Linked DNA regions of Homo sapiens: region 2 is linked to region 1. Evidence: read pairs that join two places in POLR2A ChIA-PET (ENCODE). Cell type or tissue: OCI-LY7. All regions are shown on one strand. Each heading gives the region's core, and the rest is flanking DNA. Links, peaks and the distances in the headings are about the cores only. Region 1 overlaps FETUB (fetuin B). Region 2 has its middle 16 kb from the start of TRA2B.

Region 1 (9,313 bases), core at 587-8,586:
TCGGTCGCTAAGGAGGGAGTAGAGGTGTCTTATACTTATGGGTTACGGTGGGGAGATACAAGGGGAGGATGTGAAGGAGGCTTTGAACTGGGGGAAAAGGCGGCAATGAGGTGTGGCTGTAGCCCAGGAATAGTCAGGGAAGCAGATAATTTAGTTAAAGTGTCTCGGCCTAATAAGGGAACTGGGCAGGTGGGGGTAACTAAAAGGAGTGATTAAAAGAGTACTGTCTAAGTTGGCACCAGAGTTGGGGAGTTTTAAGAGGTTTAGAAGCCTGGCTGCCAATACCTACAACAGTTATGAAGGCAAAGGAAACAGGCCTTTGGAAAGAAGGTAATGTGGAGTGGGTAGCCTCCGTATTGATTAAGACGGGGACGGACTTACTTTCTACTCTGAGAGTTACTTCAAGCTTGGCGTCCGTGATGGCCTACGGGGCTTCCAAGGCGATCGGGCAGCGTCAGTCTTCAGCTGCTAAGCTGAGAAAATGTGAGAAGGAGTCAGTCAGAGAGCCTTGGGCCGGAGTTCCAGGGGCTCTGGGAGTGGCTGCCAGGTGAGTTGAAGAGTCTGATTTTCAGTGGAGTCCTACACAGATGGGATACGGCTGAGGAGGAATCCTGGGCTGTGGGCATTCCTTGGCCTAGTGGCTAGATTTCTGGCACTTGAAGCAAGATCCTGATGCAGGAAGTCCTGTAGGAATGCTTGACTGCTGCGGCTTAGGCGTGTGCGGCTGAGGCATTTTGAAGTTCTCCTATGCTGGAGGTGTGGCTGGGTCTCGTCTCACAGCAGAGGCAAGTAATTGTAACTCAGAAACGCGTTGCCGTCTGGATGCTTCTTCTCTATTATTGTACACCTTGAAGGCAAGATTGATTAATTCCTGTTGTGGGGTTTGAGGGCTAGATTCTAATTTTTGAAGTTTTTTCTTAATGTCAGGAGTGGATTGGATGATAAAATGCATGTTAAGAATAAGGCGGCCTTCTGGCCCTTCTGGGTCTAGGGCGGTATAGCGTCCAAAGGTTGCTGCTAAGCCGGCCATGAACTGGGCTGGGTTTTCGTCTCTACCTTGGGTAGTCTCTTCAAGCTTGTCATAATTAACAGCTTTGTAAGCTGCCTTTTTAAGCCTTTCAAGTAGGCAGGAATCATGTAATCTCACCTAGCTATACCTGGGGAATTTGTCTGATAGTTCCATTGGGGATCTTCTCGGGGAACTGCTCTAATGCCTTCCTGGAGGTCTGGCTCGTGAAGCCGGCGGTTATCAGCGTGAGATTGGGCTAGAGAAAAAACTCTTTCCCGTTCATCTGGGGAGAGGGTAGAAGTTAGGATGACATTTCAGTCACTCCAGGTTAACTTGTAGGACAGAGTTAGATATCAGAATTCCTGTATACATTTAGTGGGGTCTGATGAGAAAGAGCCTAAACACTGACTGATCTGAGAGAGGCGTGATAGAGAAAAAGGTACATGTACCCTGACTATGCCTTCAGCTCTAGCCACCTCTCTAAGAGGAAACTGTTGGGCAGGTGGGGAAGAACTAGTCACAGAACTAAACTGTATGCCGGAACGGCTGTGAGGAGGGGAGATGGTAGAAGGATTATAGGGTGGAGGAGCAGAGGCTGAGGAAGAATTGGGACTTAGCTCGGCCTGGTGACAAGCAGCCTGGGGAGGAGGGGAAAGGTCAGATGGGTCTGTAGAAAAGGAAGACTGGAAAGACTCAGCAACGCTTGGGGTTGGGACTGAGGGGACAGGCGGGAGGGAAAGAAGGAAGATTTGGGACGAGTTGCATTGGGAACAGAGACCAGGGAGGGACCGATATGTAAAAGAATGCCTGGACATCAGGCACCTCAGACCGTTTGCCTATTTTACGACAAGAATTATTTAGATCTTATAGGATGGAAAAATTGAAAGTGTTGTTTTCTGGCTATTTGGAAGTACTGTCGAGTTTGTATTGGGGTCAAGCGGCATTGCAGAAGAAAATAAGACGCTTAGATTTTAGGTCAGGTGAGAGTTGAAGAGGTTTTAAGCTCTTGAGAACACAGGCTAAGGAAGAAGAAGGAGGAATGGAAGGTGGAAGCTTGCCCATAGTGAAGGAGGCAAGCCCAGAGAAAAGAGAGTAGAGACATGGAGAAGGGTTGGGGGGTTCTTGCCCTCCAGAAAAGCAGAGAAGGGGTCAGGGCACGGAAATAAGGGGTTGAGGCGCAGAGATAAGAGGTCGGGGCACGGAAATAAGGGATCGGGGCACAGAAATAAGAGGTTGGGGCATGGAAATAAGGGATCGGGGTGCAGAGATAAGAGGTCGGGGTTCCTGCCCCTCCCCTAGAAAAGCGGGACTTGCCGCTAAGGGTGAAAGACCAAGGCAGGTGTCCTTGCGTGGTCTGACACCTCTGAAACCTGAGTGAATAATCAGAGAGGCATCCCCACAATGATTAAACACCAAGGGAAGGCTGCCTTTCTTAGTCCACGACCGGCATTGGAGTTTTGGGTCCATGGATAAAACATGTCTCCTTTGTCTCTACCAGAAAATGAAAGGAATTGAAATTAAGAGAAGGGAGAGATTGAAGTGTGGCACCAAGATTGAACAGAGAAAGAGGTTGAGGGATAGTGAGGGAGGTTGGAGAAGAGTGTAAAAAGAGGCTGTTCACGGGATTTGAAATTGGTGAGATGTTTCTTGGGCTGGTCAGCCTGAGGACCTGAGATCGTAGGTGGATCTTTCTCACGGAGCAAAGAACAGGAGGACTAGGGATTGATCTCCCAAGGGAGTTCCCCTGATCCGAGTCACGGCAGCAAATTTCATGTGTGTCCGTGTGAAGAGACCACCAAACAGGCTTTGTCTGAGCAATAAATCTTTTAATCACCTGGGTGCAGGTGGGCTGAGTCCAAAAAGAGTCAGTGAAGGGAGATGGGGTGGGGCCATTTTATAGGATTTAGGTACGTAAAGGAAAAAGAGGGGTTGTTCTCTGGCAGGCAGGAGTAGGGGTCACAAGGTGCTCAGTAGGGGAGCTTTTGAGCCAAGATGAGCCAGGAGAAGGAATTTCACAAGATAATGCTATCAGTTAAGGCAGGAACAGGCCATTTTCATTTCTTTTGTAGTGGAATGTCATCAGTTAAGCCAGGAACCGGCCATCTGGATGTGTATGTGCAGGTCTCAGGGGATATGATGGCTTAGCTTAGGCTCAGAGGCCTGACACTATCTGGGCAGACTGGGCAGGTAGAATCTTCATCTTTACCTTTTCTTTTCTTTCTTTTTTTTTTTTTGAGACAAAGTCTCACCTGCTCTGTTGCCTAGGTTGTTGTATAGTGGTGCCATCTCAGCTCACTGCTGTAACCTCCACCTCCCAGTTTCAAGCAATTCTTCTGTCTCATCCTCCTGAGTACTGGGACTACAGGTGCCCACCACCACGCCTGGCTAAAATTTGTACTTTTAGTAGAGACAAGGTTTCACCATATTGGTCAGGCTGATCTCGAACCCCTGACCTCAGGTGATCCACCCGCCTCAGCCTCCCATAGTGGTGTGATTATAGGAATGAGCCACTGCGCCCTGCCGTCTTCACATTTTCATTCTGCATTTAGGTTATTTCTGTGTGTCCTGACCATTGTATCAGAAAAAAGAGTTAGCTAACAGAATTTTTATTCTTTAAACCTTTTTGACTCATAATAGAACACATGCTTTTTGCAAAAAATATGGAAAATACGAAAAGCATAAAGAAAATTCACCTCTAATTCTACAACCATAAGGAAAACCAACTATTTATAATGCATAATTGCTTCATACACTTTTTGCTATTTGAATATATGTAATATATATGTTTTGCATCATTAGAATTATTCTGTACATACAGGTGTTTCTTTCCCTCCACTGTAGTTGAGCATGTATTTACTTATAACCTCTATTTTTTTCAGGTATTAATAGAAACCATATAAGCTTTATAAATGTTTTTGTGTTTTTATAGGATTTTAAAATTTTGTTATTTTAAGTATACAGTTTTTAGTCATAAACACAATCCCTGCACAAAGTAAAAAAGCAAACAATATTTTAGAATATTGTAAAATAAAAATTAAGTCTCTTTCCTCCATTCTTTACCTCCCAAACTCTTTCCCAAGAGAAGGACTTTTAAAAATCCCTTGTTATATATGGCTTAAATATTGTATTTTCCCTTAAGGTTATACCATGAGGACTTTCTCAGATCATTAAATATTCTTCAGAAAGATTATTTTTGAGGTTACATAATATTGGATGTTATGTACGTGTTAATGTATTCAACATTCCCCAATTTTTGGCCATGTATATTGTTTCCAATTATTTGTTCTTATAAGTAATGCTACAGTGGACCTCTTTGTAAATCTCTGACTATGTCTTTGAGAATCACTAGACTGGTTGACAGAATTTTATGACATTTAATTTTTTTGTAATAGGAGTCACTTTTTAAAGAAAATGCAGTTTTTATCAGGCTTAATGTATCCATTTTGTTAATTTACTTTAAAAATGGGCTTTAATTTTTAGAGCAGTTTTAGGTTGACAGTACAGCTGAGTGGCGAGTATAGAGTTCCTATGTAGTCCCTACATCTGCCCCTCACGCTCACAGCCTCCCCTGCTATAAACCTCTGAACACTAGCAGCACATTTGTTACAACCGATGAACTTACACTGACACATAGTTATAACCTAAAGTCCATGGCTTACATCAGCATGCATCCTTGATGTTGTACATCTATGGGTTTTGACAAATGTATAATGAAATGTATCCACCATTGTAGTAGCATACAGAATAGTTTCACTGACTAAAAATCCTCTGTGCTCCACATAGTCCATCCCTGTCTCCTTGCTAACCACTGGCAACCAGTGATCTTTTTACTGTCTTCATAATTTTGCCTTTTCCAAATGTCATATAGTTGGAACCATACAGTAGTTAATCTTTTCAGATTGGTTTCTTTCACTCAGTAATATGTATTTAAGTTTCCTCCATGTCTTTTTGTGGCTCGATATTCATATTCCTTTTTCGTGCCAAATAATATTCCATTGTCAGGATTTACTTATCCACTCACCTGGTGAAGGACAGTTTGTTGCTTCCAAATTTTAGCAATTATGAGCAGATGTGCTGTGAATATTCATGTGTGGGTTTTTCTATGGACATAAGTTTTCAGATCATTTGGGTAAATACCAAGGAGTGTGACTACTGGAGCATATGATAAGAGTATGTTAAGTTTTGAAAGTAACTGCCAAACTGTCTTCCAAAGTGGCTGTACCATTTGCATTCCCAGCAGCAATGAATGAGAAGTTCCTTTTGCTCCATATCCTTGCTACCATTTAGTATTGTCAGTGTTCTGGATTTTGGCCATTCTGACGGATATGTAGTGATATCTCGTTGTTATAATTTGCATTTCTTTGATGACATATGAAGTTCACTGAAGTTCAGAATTTCAGATGTTCACTTACCTTTTTTTTTTTTTTGGTGAGGTTTAAATCTTTTGCCCATTTTTATTTTTATTTTTTTTAACTTCTATCTTAAGTTAATGGGTACATGTGCACATTTGTTATATAGGTAAACTCATGTCGCAGGGGTTTGTAGTACAGATTATTTGTCAGGCAAGTACTAAGCCTACTACCAAACAGTCATTTTCTTCTGACCCTCTCCCTCCTCCCACCCTCCACCCTTGAGTAGGTCCCAGTGTGTGTTGTTTCCCTCTATGTGTCCATGTGTTCTCATTATTTAGCTCCCACTTATAAGTGAGAGCATGCGATATTTGGTTTTCTGTTCCTGCATTAGTTTGCTAAGGATAATAACCTTCAGCTCCATCCATGTTCCTGCGAAAGACACGATCTCATTTTTTTTAAATGTTTTGCCCATTTTTAAATTGGGTTGCTCATTTTCCTATTGTTGAATATGTTCTTTTTAAACATTCAGCTGAGGTAACTCTTAATATTGTATAACTAGAAATACTCAGCTCCTGAAATTTTGTCGTAGAAGATTAGTGTTAGCAATTTGCAAACTACTGATGACTTGAACACAACAGCCTCAGATCAGTAATAAATGCAGCATTTTGCAACTATTGACAAGGATGCAGATTAGCTTGTCTGCACTGAGTCTGCAGAGTAAGAAAAAAAGATCAAGGACTGAAAGCCAGAGAAACAGCATCTAAGAGATGAGCCAGAGAAGAGGAGCCCAAGGTGGGATATGAGGGGGAGTGGTCAGAAAGCTAGAAGAAAAACCTGGAGGCTGTGGGACACAATCTCCTTGAAAAAATCTGAAGAGCAAGCAAAGTCAGCATTGCCAGATGCTTGAAAGTGTAAGTAAAAGTGAACAGAAATTTTTTTTTTAATTTAAAATAAAAGATTGTTAGGGAACACCAAGTCAGTGGGTTATGGGAAAAGAGATAGATTCACATTACTGTGACCTAAGGAATGAAGAGGTGGTGGGGAAGTGGCAAGCATGGGAACAATCTAGTTTTTCACGAATTAAGCCATGGAAAGACAAAGGAGGTGGTAGATAGAAGGAGAAACAAAGTCTGAGGCCCTTCCCCATCCTTTTACCAGTAGAGAAGGGCCTTATAGAACACCCCTTGGGAAACCCCAGCTAAGGCTCCTAATGGTTTCTCTCTGTTTGCCTCAGGCCCATCCTTTGATTTTCTCTGCCTGGTCTTGTCTCCCAGGCTGGCTCCAGGGAATTGAATAACCCAGGCTCTCCCTGCTGGCTAGTTTACCATTGAGTTCAAAGAGCCATTGGGAGGAGGAGATTGGAAGGAAACAGGAAGGGAGGGAGAGGGGAGGGTGCTTATTCCCTGCTCCTTCTCGTTCCAGCACCGGGTTCTGCAGGGGCTGCATCCCTCCACCAGGGCGGCTTCTGCAGGGCGGCTTCTCCACAGGATAGTTCCAACAGAGCGGGGAAGCTAGCCACTCCTGCTCCTGCTCAGCCTCGGGTGGCAAAGGCTGTCCAGGTGCCTCAGCATCCCTTGGCCTTCCCTTAGCCTGGGCAACAAGCCTTCACTAAAGGTCCCTTCACTGAAGTCTTTTTCTTTTTTTGAGATGGCGTCTAGCTCTGTTACCCATGCTGGTGGCGAACAGTGGCATTATCTCAGCTCACTGCAGCCTCCACCTCCCAGGTTCAAGCGATTCTCCTGCCTCAGCCTCCCGAGTGACTGGGATTACAGATATGTACCACCATGCCCGGCTAATTTTTGTATTTTTAGTAGAGACAGGGTTTCACCATGTTGGCCAGGCTGGTCTCAAACTCCTGACCTCCGGTGATCTGGCCGCCTCAGCCTCCCAAAGTGCTGGGATTACAAGCATGAGCCAGCACGCTGAGCCAACTGAAGTCTTTTTAGTTGAGCCACCTGAGTACAATTCTGCTTCTTTCAGACCCTGACCAACACGGTGTAAGACCCCACATGACACCCCCACATAATCACTTCCTTCTTATGAGAAGCAGATAAGAGGAACAGAGTGTGAACATTGTCTACGTCTCTTATGCAAATTATGCTGAGGCCTGTGTGCCTCTTCTAACAGCCACCAAGATAGAGGACAATAGCTGCATCTGCAAATTCTCTGTCAAAATGTCCAAAGTCTTATCTGCTGTGCATGTGTGCGTGTGCACATAGGTATCACTGAATGAGGGGAAATTGGCCCTGCAGTGTTTGAAAGAAGGAAAACGTAGACTGTAATTGAATGCTGTGATGAGCCCTCCTCTAACTGTCCTAGAGAAATTGTAACAGTGATGAGAACTGTCACGGTCTGCTGCTCCCACAGTGTCTAGCACAGGCCACATGTGCACTTCCCTTCTATGTGCCTCCAGCTCTAAGTGAATTACCCCACTGTTGAGACCTGGAGACTTCCAGACAGATGAAAAGAGGTAGAGGGTTGGAAATGGTATGGGCCCTACGCAGCTAATACCTGTCCTGGAATTAAAGGGAATTTAGGGACTGAAACTGTGCTGGGCATTAGTTGCTCACGCCTCCCGGTGTTAGGGAAAGTATCTTTACTCATGCAATGCTTTCATGCTGAGATTTCAGCACATATATACTGCTGAAAAGATAAGTATCTTTATAAGTGAGTGGCTGAAGACATAAGAGAGGCATCTCTCCATGGTATGAGACTGCTCAGTTTAGGAGGTGATGCAGCTCAGGGTACAAGGCAGTGTACAGGGTAGAGTGCAGCCCAAGCCGAGGGCTCAGTCTCATTATTTCCAATCCCAGTCAACATGCTGAGACCAAGAAGAGTCAAAAAGGCGTCCTTCACTAGCCACTCTACGTGTGCACGCTCTGTCTCTGTCCATCGTCCCCATCGCCTCCCATGTCATGCGGCGCACCATACCCCTACAGAAGACTCTGTGTGATTCTCATGGCGGAAGGACAAGAGGGCTGGCATTCTGGGCTGGCCCTGGGCACTCAGCAGTGCGTGCTTTTTCTTTGGGGAAAGGCAGGACCACCAGCTTCTCCTCCATAGGCTCCAGGAAGAGGAAGGAAATATCCAGGGTTTCTCCCTGGGGATTCGTGGTTAGGTCCAGATGCACAGGAAAGGCCTCCTGAGGGCCCTTTTCCTGGGAATTTTTATCATCCAAGTCAGGAAGATATTGGACAGATCCTCTTGGCCCAGCTTTGGAGGGGGAGTCTGTTGGGGGGGTGTTTTTCTGCTGGGATTCTTCCACCTTGGGAAGGTTTGTAGGTTTCTGGTTAACAGCAGAGTTTTCACTTCCAGTGGCTGGAGCCTGGAATGAGAACATTTTTGAATGTAGAGTTCCACAGGGAAAGTCCTCCCATGCCTAGTACCAGCCTAAGCTGATCTGTGCCTTTCTGTTGGAACATTTCAAAGGGAGACTAGGTAGAGGGATGGGCCTCCTGGTGAAAGGGTTAAAAAACAAAACAGATAAGGGCCAGGGGGAACCAGGACCTGTAGAAGCTTGACTGTGAGACTGTAAGTCTCACAATTTCAGAGCTGAATAATGGCCCAGAGAGGTTCAATGACTCACTCGAAGTCTCCAGCAAGCTCTCTTTCTGTTCCCAGTAGTGGAAGCAGCAGGTGCCTTTCCTTGCTTGTTTATTCTGCACCAGGCCTTGTACAGCACCCTTCATTCAGGTCCTTTCACTTGCTTCTCACAGGGATCTGAATGATGCAGTGTCGCAATCCCATTTTATAAATGAGGCAACCAAAACTCGAACAGGTAAGTGTGTGCCTGTTACACAGCTCACAGGTACCAGAGCAAAACTGGATCCCAAGTGTCCTGTTTCAACTGCTTCAAATATACCAGGCACAAATACACCTCAAATATAAACTGCCTCTCAAATATACCAGGCTACCTTATAATAAGTGCGCAATAAACACTTCTGGAAAGGGA
Region 2 (9,313 bases), core at 937-8,936, 700 kb after region 1:
ACAGTCCTAAGCTTATCCTGAAGAAATGACATAGGTGAGAAACACTAAAGGCTTGAACAGAGGCAGCGTCAGGAGTTGTATTGTGTCCTCCCTCCACCAACAAAATCCATGGTGAAGTCCTCATCCCCAGTACCTCAGAATGTGACCTCATTTGGAGATAGGGTTCTTTTTTTTTTTTTTTTTTTGAGACAGAGTCTTGCTCTGTTGCCCAGGCTGGAGTGCAGTGGTGCAATTTTGGCTCACTGCAACCTCTGCCTCCCAGGTTCAAGTGATTCTCCTGCTTCAGCCTCCCAAGCAGCTGGGCATACAGGTGTGCACCACCACACCTGGCTAATTTTTTGCATTTTTGATAGAGACAGGGTTTCACCATGTTGGCCAGGCTGGTCTTGAACTCCTGCCCTCAAGTTATCCGCCCGCCTCGGCCTCCCAAACTGCTGGGATTACAGGCGTGAGCCACCATGCCTGGCCTGGAGATAGGATCTTTACAAAGCTAATCAAGGTAAAATGAAATAATTAGGGTGGGTCCCAATCCAATATGACTGGTATCCTTGGTAAAAGGGGAAATTGAGACACAGATAGGTACTGGGGAAAGGCAATGTGAAGATACAGGGAGAACACCTATGATCATGAAGCTGGCTATCTACCAGCCAAGGAGAAAGGGCTGAAGCAGAGCCTTCCTTCGTAGCCCCCAGAAGGAACCAACCCCGCCAACACCTCGACTTCCAACCAACAAGAGACAATGGGACAATACGTTTCTGTTACTTACGCCACTAACTTGGCGGTACTTTGTTATGGCAGCCATAGCAAATTATTACAGGTGGTGACAATGGGAGTAAAGTGAAAGAAATTTAAGAGGTAAACTGAGAAGGTCTTCATGATTGATTGGATGTGGAGAAAGGGAAAGTAAGGAAGAAAAAGGGCTAAAAAAATGACTCTGCCAACTGGATGGGGAATGGTGAGCAGGAGCAGGGGTCACGGGGAATGACTTCAGAGTTGGACTGGTTGGAATTGAAACTACATCTTGGGAGGTGAGGAGGTGAAGAATACAAGTGCAGATGCCTCCTTTGAAGAGCCCTGCCATGAAGGAAGGACAAGTGAACTGTGGTTACAAGATAAAGTGGAATTTTTTTTTGAGACGGAGTCTTGCTCTGTTGCCCGGGCTGGAGTGCAGTGGCATGATCTCAGCTCACTGCAACCCTGCCCCCTGGGTTCAAGTGATTCTCCCACCTCAACCTCCCGAGTAGCTAGGACTACAGGCATGCACCACCATTCCCAGCTAATTTTTGTATTTTTTGTAGAGACGGGGTTTTGCCACGTTGCCCAGGCTGGTCTCAAACTTCTGAGATCAAGTGATCCTCCTGCCTCAGCCTCCCGAAGTGCTGGGATTACAAATGTGAGCCACCAGGCCTGGCCCTGTAATTATTTTAATAGGAAAGATATGAACATGTTTCTGAATTCTGCCTCCACGCCCTTCAGCTTTCTCAGGAACCTAACTCCACCAATCATATATTCATAATAGCATATGAATGGAATTGAAAATAGCAGTTGAGGCCAGGCGCGGTGGTTCACGCCTTTAATCCCAGCACTTTGGGAGTCCGAGGCGGGCGGATCACAAGGTCAGGAGATTGAGACCATCCTGGCTAACACGGTGAAACCCTGTCTCTACCAAAAATAAAAAGAAATTAACCGTGCATGGTGGCGGACGCCTGTAGTCCCAGCTACTCGGGAGGCTGAGGCAGGAGAATGACATGAACCCAGGAGGTGGAGCTGGCAGTGAGCCCAGATCGCGCCACTGCACTCCAGCCTGGGTGACAGAGCGAGACTCCGTCTCAAAAAAAAAAAAAAGAAAATAGCAGTTGAAATAGAATGGCATATGAATGGACTATAATAGCATATGGATGGAAACTGAAAATAGCGGTTACCTAAATGATACCTCAGCTTTGTTGCCAAACAGAAATGAATACAGACCCAAAACAGGGGCAAATCATGGATCTACAGCCCCTCTGCCCTTTACCTGTCCCTCTACTCTTTCATTTACATCTCCTGCTCCTGCCCGATTATTCTCCCAAGAGGAAGCAATTCTAAGTTCCCTCCTCCACAATTGTAAACCGCAATGAAACTGAGAGGTAAATTCTGGAGTTGTAAAGATTAAAAGAGTTGGTTATACACAAGTGTTCATTTCTTGAGGGCAAAGTTGCAGTGGCTGGCCTGGACAAGCTACATCCAGAGGGCCCAGGTAAGTGGGAAACTGTATGTTCTCATTTCCAAGATGAAGATACTAATGGAATAAAGCGAGATATGTCACAAGAAAGATATATAGTGCCTCTGCTACCCTAAACTACAAGTCCCACACTAACCATACAGGGAATTTTCAGTCCCATTCAAAGCAGAGGCGCAAAAGAGACAAAGATTTACATCCAAGGTAGTTTATCCACAGCATTATTTGTATTGACAAGAACTGCAGATAAGCTAAATATCAACCATTAGGGGGTTAGTTAAATAAATTGTGGTAGAGCCATAAGACAGAATGATAGAGATCTCCATTAAAAATTACATTTTGCAGGAATTTTTATAAAGTGAGAAATGCTCACAATGCAAAGTCATACAGAATCAATGACATAGGAGTTAAAAAGAAATTACTTAGGCAGATAGTGAGGATAAGGAAGTCCTTAGTAATGTTTTCCCTTTAATGAAAAGCAGCCCCAACATCATTTTCTTCTCTAACAAAGAGCAGCCTGTAAAATCAAGCTGCAGACATAGACAAGCAAGCTGGAAACTTGCACAGGTGAATGTCGCCAGTCGTGCCAATAGGAAAAGGCTACCTGGGACTACGCATGATCAAAATGGCAGATCCATCTTCCCTTCTCTTTGCCAGCCATGCATACAGCAAGGAGCAGACAAGATGGCACTGGCCAAGTGGAAAGCCCATTTGCATAATAAGATTAGGGTGGGATGACCAGCCTTCCCCACAAGCTAGGTAAATGTCACACCTGGTCAAACCAATCTGTGGGCCCTACATAAATCATACATTGCCTCCTCAAGCCTACCTGTAAAATCTGCTATGGTCCACCGCAGGCCAGCTTTTCCCTTTCAGACGCCCCTCTGTCTGGTAAGAGAGAGGAAACTGCTCTCCTTTCTCTTTTTTTTGCCTATTAAACCTCTACTCCTAAACTGACTCCTTGCGTGTGTCCATGTCTTTAATCTTGGTGCGAGACAACAAATCCCAGCTATTTACCCCAGACAATGAAGCCGCTACATCAGCAGTATAGAGAACTTCATATATAATGTGATTCAAGGATGTAAAGGAAAAAAAATCTGTACATGCACACACACACACATGAACATGTACACACATACATATTACCTAAGAGTAATCGAGTGGTTTTATGCAATACATTGGTGGTACAGCCAAAGGACTGGGTGGCATGACATGACATGACTGTTGTCACATCTTGATTACAGCATGATATGATGAGCTGCACATCTTAAAGGCTGACTGAAAAAAAAAAAAATCAAAAGTCTACAAGGACATGACCACACTACTTATGGTAGCCAAAAGTTGGAAGCAACCCAAACGTCCAATTCTAAGGATTAGAAGGGTAAAGTGTGGCATAGTCAAACAATGACATACCATACAGCAAAAAGAATAAATTAACTTTAGCAACACGCAACAACCTGGAAGAATCTCACAAATATAATGTTGAGCAAAAAAAAGTAAAGGAGTGTATAGCACATGATTCAATTTCTATAAAACTCAACCACAGGAAAAACTAATCCACAGCGTAGACATCAGAATAATGGATACTTTGATGGAAAGTTACTGAAAGACGCTTAATGGGAACTTCAGAAGGACTAGTAATGTTCTATTTCTTAATCTGGGTATTGACTGCATGAGTGCATTCATTTTGTAAAAATTTATTCAGCTTTACAGTTAAGATGTATGTAATTTTCTATATGTATCTTCAACTTCAGTAAAAAGTTTATTTTTGAAATAATCTGTAAGGAAAAATGAGACGTATAAGTGACTCAACAAGAAAAGCTAAAATGAGCAAGCACCAGTCTATAAACATTTACACTGCGAGCAAGAAGCTGTGGCTTTTTACCTAGGCTAATCTCTACCAGGACAAACCCACTAAACTTACAAACCATTAAAAAAAAAAAGCACTGTGCTCGCAGAGCATCATCAATGATGCCCTTTTTTTTTTTTTTTCCTTTTTTAAGTTTGACAGTTTGTTGAGCTGAGGTCAAGGTGTTTATTTAGGGTCCCTTTGATGAAAGAAGTCTGCTTTTGGGCCGGGCGCCGTGGCTCACGCCTGTAATCCCAGCACTTTGGGAGGCCGAGGCAGGCGGATCACGAGGTCAGGAGATCAAGACCATCCTGGCTAAGACAGTGAAACCCCATCTCTACTAAAAATACAAAAAATTAGCCGGGCGTGGTGGCGGGCGCCTGTAGTCCCAGCTACTCGGGAGGCTGAGGCAGGAGAATGGCGTGAACCCGGGAGGCGGAGCTTGCAGTGAGCCGAGATCGCGCCACTGTACTCCAGCCTGGGCGACAGAGCGAAACTCCGTCTCAAAAAAAAAAAAAAAAAAAAAGTCTGCTTTTGGGGTCTGTCCAATGAAGAAAATGAGCAGGATTCTCGACTCCTAACATTCAGCTGTATAATCGTTTGCCTACGTTTATCTCTTACTTCCAAGTATAATTAGCTCAGCCCAGCTTACTCTGAACTGGAAGGCTGTATATCATAAAGATTAAAGCTTCTGAGCATGACAGTCCTGGGTTTAATGTTTAACACCAAGTTCTGCCACCTACAGGCTGTGACCTTGGGCAAGTTTTACTATTCCTCCCAGCTTCAATGTCCTCATCTATGTAAAATGGGTGTAATAATGGTATTTACCTCATATAGTTGTAGTGAGGATTCAATAAAATTAAACCACTTAATCTATGTGACACATTCAAAAGAAATTAACTGCTGTTATTTCTCAACACATTTTTTTCACTATCAGCCTAGTTTGCTACCCCAACCAGCCTCTCACACTTTATCTTCTCCCACCTCCTGCCTAAAATGGTAGTGCTCAAAAAACAACAATTCATTTATAAAGAGAAATAAGGCCAGACGTGGTGGCTGTCACCCGTAACCCCAGCACTTTGGGAGGCTGAGGCGGGCAGATTGCTTGAGCCCAGGAGTTCGAGACCGTCCTGGGCAATATGATGCAATCCTATCTCTACAAAAAAATGCAGAAAAATTAGCCAGGTATGGTGGCTTGCACCTATAGTCCCAGGGAAGTGGGAGAGTTCCCTGATTTCCCCTTGCAGGATGTGCGACAGGGATGCAACTTGCCTGTTCCGTCACCTTGCAGCTCAAATCCCTAGGGGGAGCATGCAAACAGGCAGGTGCAGAGGCCAGGGCAAGTGCTTTGGGCTCTCAGCCCTGCAGTAGTGTCTAGGGGTGGGTGCCTGCAACTCCAGTGTTACCAAGTTCTTTCAGCTTTGCTGTCTGCAGACGGCTTGAGTGTTAATCAGCTCTTAACACAAGGGCAGAGGGCCAGTGTAACAGACTTCCATATCCCGAGCTCTTGCCCAGTGTTCCAGAAAAATCGAATCACACACAGGCTCCAAGGATGAGTGCAAGGTTTTGTTTGTTTGTGTGTGTGTTTGTTTGAGGTGGAATCTCACTCTGTCACCCAGGCTGGAGTGCAGTGGCGCAATCTCGGCTCACCGCAACCTCCGCCACCCGGGTTCAAGTGATTCTCCTGCCTCAGCCTCCCAAGTAGCTGAGATTACAGGTGCCTGCCACCAAGCCAGGCTAATTTTTGTATTTTTAGTAGAGACGGGGTTTCACCATATTGGCCAAGCTGGTCTCAAACTCCTGATCTCAGGTGATCTGCCCACCTCGGCCTCCCAAAGTCCTGGGATTACTGGCATGTGTCACTGTGCCCAGCTGCGTGCAAGGTTTAATTGAGTGGTGGAGGTGGCTCTCAGCAAGATGAGTGGGGAGCTGAAAGGGGGGATGGAGTGGGAAAGTGATCTTCCCAGCAGCTGGCCTCTTCCAGCAGCTGGCTTCTTCTCCAACGGCCCCTGGCCAAACTCCCCTCGGCATCCAGATGTCCCGCCTCTTCTCCCTTTCTCTGCCTGGTTGTTCTGCTGTTGCTGGTCTGCTGGTCTGCTGCTCTGCTGCTCTGCCGGTCTCCTCTGGAGCCTGAGGTTTGGGGTTTCTATTGGGGCAGGATAGGGGACCTGGCAGGCTAAAAGGCAAATTCTGGGACACAAAAACAGAAATGCCTGTTCTCATTTAGGGCTGCAGGTATCCAGGCTTGAGGATAGGGCCTTTGCCAGGGAGCCGCCCTCTTCTACCCAGTATTTCCTTGTCTCCTGCCCATATCACCAGCTACTTGGGAGGATAGGTGGGAGGAATGCTTGTGCCTGGGAGGCTGAGGTTGCAGTGAGCCGTGATCATGCACTGTACTCAGCCTGGGCAACAGTGCAAGACCTTGTCTCAAAAAAAAAAAAAAAATCACAATTCTAAATAAAGACAAGCTCCAAGAGGGCCACAACCTATGCATCCATCAGTGGATGAATAGATTTTTTTTAATGTGGTATATATACACAACGGAATACTAATCAGCCATAAAAAATAATAAAATCATGTCATTTGCAGCAACATGAATGGAACTGGAGATCCAGTTCCTTATATTAAGTGAAATAAGCAGGCATAGAAAGACATGCCTGGGAGGCGGAGGTTGGAGTGAGCTGAGATCACGCCACTATACTCCAGTCTAGGTGAAAGAGTGAGACCGTGTTTAAAAAAAAAAAGTTATTCTCATTCTCATGAAGGTAGAGAGTAGTGGTTATCAGAGGTGAGGAAGAGATGAGGGGGCTGAAGACAAGTTGGTTAAGGGATAACAAAATATAGTTAGATAAAAGGAGTAAGTTCTAGTATTCGATACAGTACAGTAGGAAAATTATAGTTAATAATAATTTATTGTATATTTCAAAATAACTAGAAGAGATGTGAAATGTTCCCAGCACAAAGGAAAGATAAATGATTGAGGTGATGGCTATCCCAATTGCCCTAATTTGATCATTACATATTGTATGCAATTATCAAAATACCATATGATCCCCAAAATATGTACAACTATTATATATCAATAAAAAAAGAAAAAGAAAATCAAAATTTTACATTTTTTGAGGAACTCAATAAACATCTCTACAATTTATTTAAAAGAATAAAGTTTCATAAATAACTAAGTCAATCTTTTAAAAAATATAAAGAAAGTGTATTGGCGTTAAGACAGAAAAACAGTACCCTCCCTATATGGGAGATATATATTAAGAGAATTATTCCAAGAAATTGGCTCACAGAATTTGTGTGGGTTTCCCCCAACAAGTCTGAAATCCATACAGCAGGGTATCAGGACAGGCAGGCTGGGATTCTCAGGGACAGGACTCTGCAGTCCACAGGACTAATTTTTTCTTCCTTAGGGAAGCCCCACCTCTGCTCTTTAGATCTTTAAACTGATTGAATTAGGCACACCCAGTTTATCTAGGACAAGTTCCCTCACTTAAATTTAACAGAGTAATGGATTTTAATCACATCTACAAAATACCTTCCTGGCAACACCTAGATTCATTTTCATTGAACAACTAACCAAACTGACGCATCAAAAAGATAATTGCAAAGGGAGGCTCGTCTTACCAGTTTTAATGACACGCCCATAAAGCCTTAGTAATAAAATGTTTTAAGCAATATTGTTGCAGGCACAGTCAAGTAGACAAATGGAAGAGTAGAGAGCTTAGAAATAGACATGTGCATATATGGAAATATACAATAAAAGTAGCACCACAGAGGAGCCAAGGACAAGTTATTTCATACCCAATGTTGGGAAAACTGGTGATATCTATATGGAGAAAAATAATACGATCTATATCTTATACCAAACAAAATTTCCTAGTACACTGGTAGCCAGTTTAAGACTTAATAGAAGGTCGGGCGCGGTGGCTCAGGCCTGTAATCTCAGCACTTTGGGAGGCGGAGGCGGGCGGATCAGGAGTTCAGGAGATCGAGACCATCCTGGCTAACACTGTGAAACCCCGTTTCTACTAAAAAATACAAAAATAAATAGCTGGGCGTGGTGCCGGGGGCCTGTAGTCCCAGCTACTCGGGAGGCTGGGGCAGGAGAATGGCATGAACCCAGGAGGCGGAGCTTGCAGTGAGCCGAGATCGCGCCACTGCACCGCAGCCTGGGCGACAGAGCGAGACTCCGTCTCAAAAAAAAAGACTTAATTGAGAGGAGCTACAACAAAAGTACCTAAAAAAAAAAAATCCTTAATAGAGAGGGTATTTTCATGCACGTCCCTGTGAAGAGACCACCAAACAGGCTTTGTGTGAGCAACATGGCTGTTTATTTCACCTGGGTGCAGGCGGGCTGTGTCCGAAAAGAGAGTCAGTGAAGGGAGATAGGGGTGGGGCCGTTTTATAATATTTGGGCAGGCAAAGGAAAATTACAGTCAAAGGAGGTTTGTTCTCTGGCGGGCAGGAGTGGGGGTCTCAAGGTGCTCAGTGGGGGAGCTTTTTGAGCCAGGATGAGCCAGGAAAAGGATTTTCACAAGGTAATGTCATCACTTAAGGCAAGGACCGGCCATTTTCACTTCTTTTGTGGTGGAATGTCATCAGTTAAGGTGGGGCAGGGCATATTCACTTCTTTTGTGATTCTTCAGTTACTTCAGGCCATCTGGGCGTATACGTGCAAGTCACGGGGGATGCGATGGCTTGGCTTGGGCTCAGAGGCCTGACAGGTATCAAATAGAAGAACAATATCAGCACAGTCTCCGTTAAGACACTTAGAAGTAAGCCACGCAGTCTGAATTAGAGCCCCCAATTCCCAGGGTAGTGGCAGGCAGTGGTAGAGAAGTGCCAAAAGGAGAAAGCAAGCATCTCTCTAAGGACTCCCTAGACTAATCAGGAAGGGTTGGGCTGACTGGGGATGGGAGGCAGGGTTTTAACTAGTTCAGCATTGAAAACTCTTTTATAACTGGTCATGTGACCTTTAACCTTGTCATACTGCTGTTGTCTGTGAATATCTGTGTTACTTTTTTTTTTTTTTTTTTTGAGACAGAGTCTCGCTCTGTCAGCCAGGCTGGAGTGCAGTGGCACGATCTCAGCTCACTGCAACCTCCGTCTCCTTGGCTCAAGCAATTCTCCTGCCTCAGTCTCCCGAGTAGCTGGGATTACAGGCGTGGGCCACCACACCCGGCTAATTTTTGTATTTTTAGTAGAGATGGGGTTTCACTATGTTGGTCAGGCTGGTCTCG

What was found. ChIA-PET counts read pairs that join two places held together with the same protein. Peaks named below come from ENCODE experiments on the same cell type or tissue, not always from the same donor. Only the 100,000 strongest peaks of a DNase experiment are listed, where the experiment ranks them.
Region 2: POLR2A ChIA-PET joins it to region 1 with 17 read pairs; 2 of 35 experiments call an interaction of 5 or more read pairs at or near these places.

The regions. Positions count from the first base shown.
Region 1 is chr3:186,651,636-186,660,948 of GRCh38, reverse strand. FETUB (fetuin B) reads right to left here. Exons shown (of 7, transcript NM_014375.3): 7 at 7,808-8,686. The coding sequence ends at 8,318. The region is part of intron 1 of HRG-AS1 (HRG and FETUB antisense RNA 1); the gene reads left to right. Among named protein-coding and RNA genes, the nearest start is that of HRG-AS1, 9.3 kb to the left of the region's middle. RefSeq lists an enhancer at 2,803-3,322. In OCI-LY7, for the core only: CTCF peaks have their summits at 6,677 (motif pointing left) and 6,888; DNase peaks (open chromatin) are centred at 7,428 and 7,728; H3K4me3 peaks cover 1,639 bases; H3K27ac peaks cover 2,424 bases.
Region 2 is chr3:185,949,291-185,958,603 of GRCh38, reverse strand. No RefSeq gene overlaps it. Among named protein-coding and RNA genes, the nearest start is that of TRA2B, 16 kb to the right of the region's middle. RefSeq lists enhancers at 5,245-5,768, 7,683-8,625, 8,626-9,313. In OCI-LY7, for the core only: CTCF peaks have their summits at 4,680 and 4,879; a DNase peak (open chromatin) is centred at 5,383.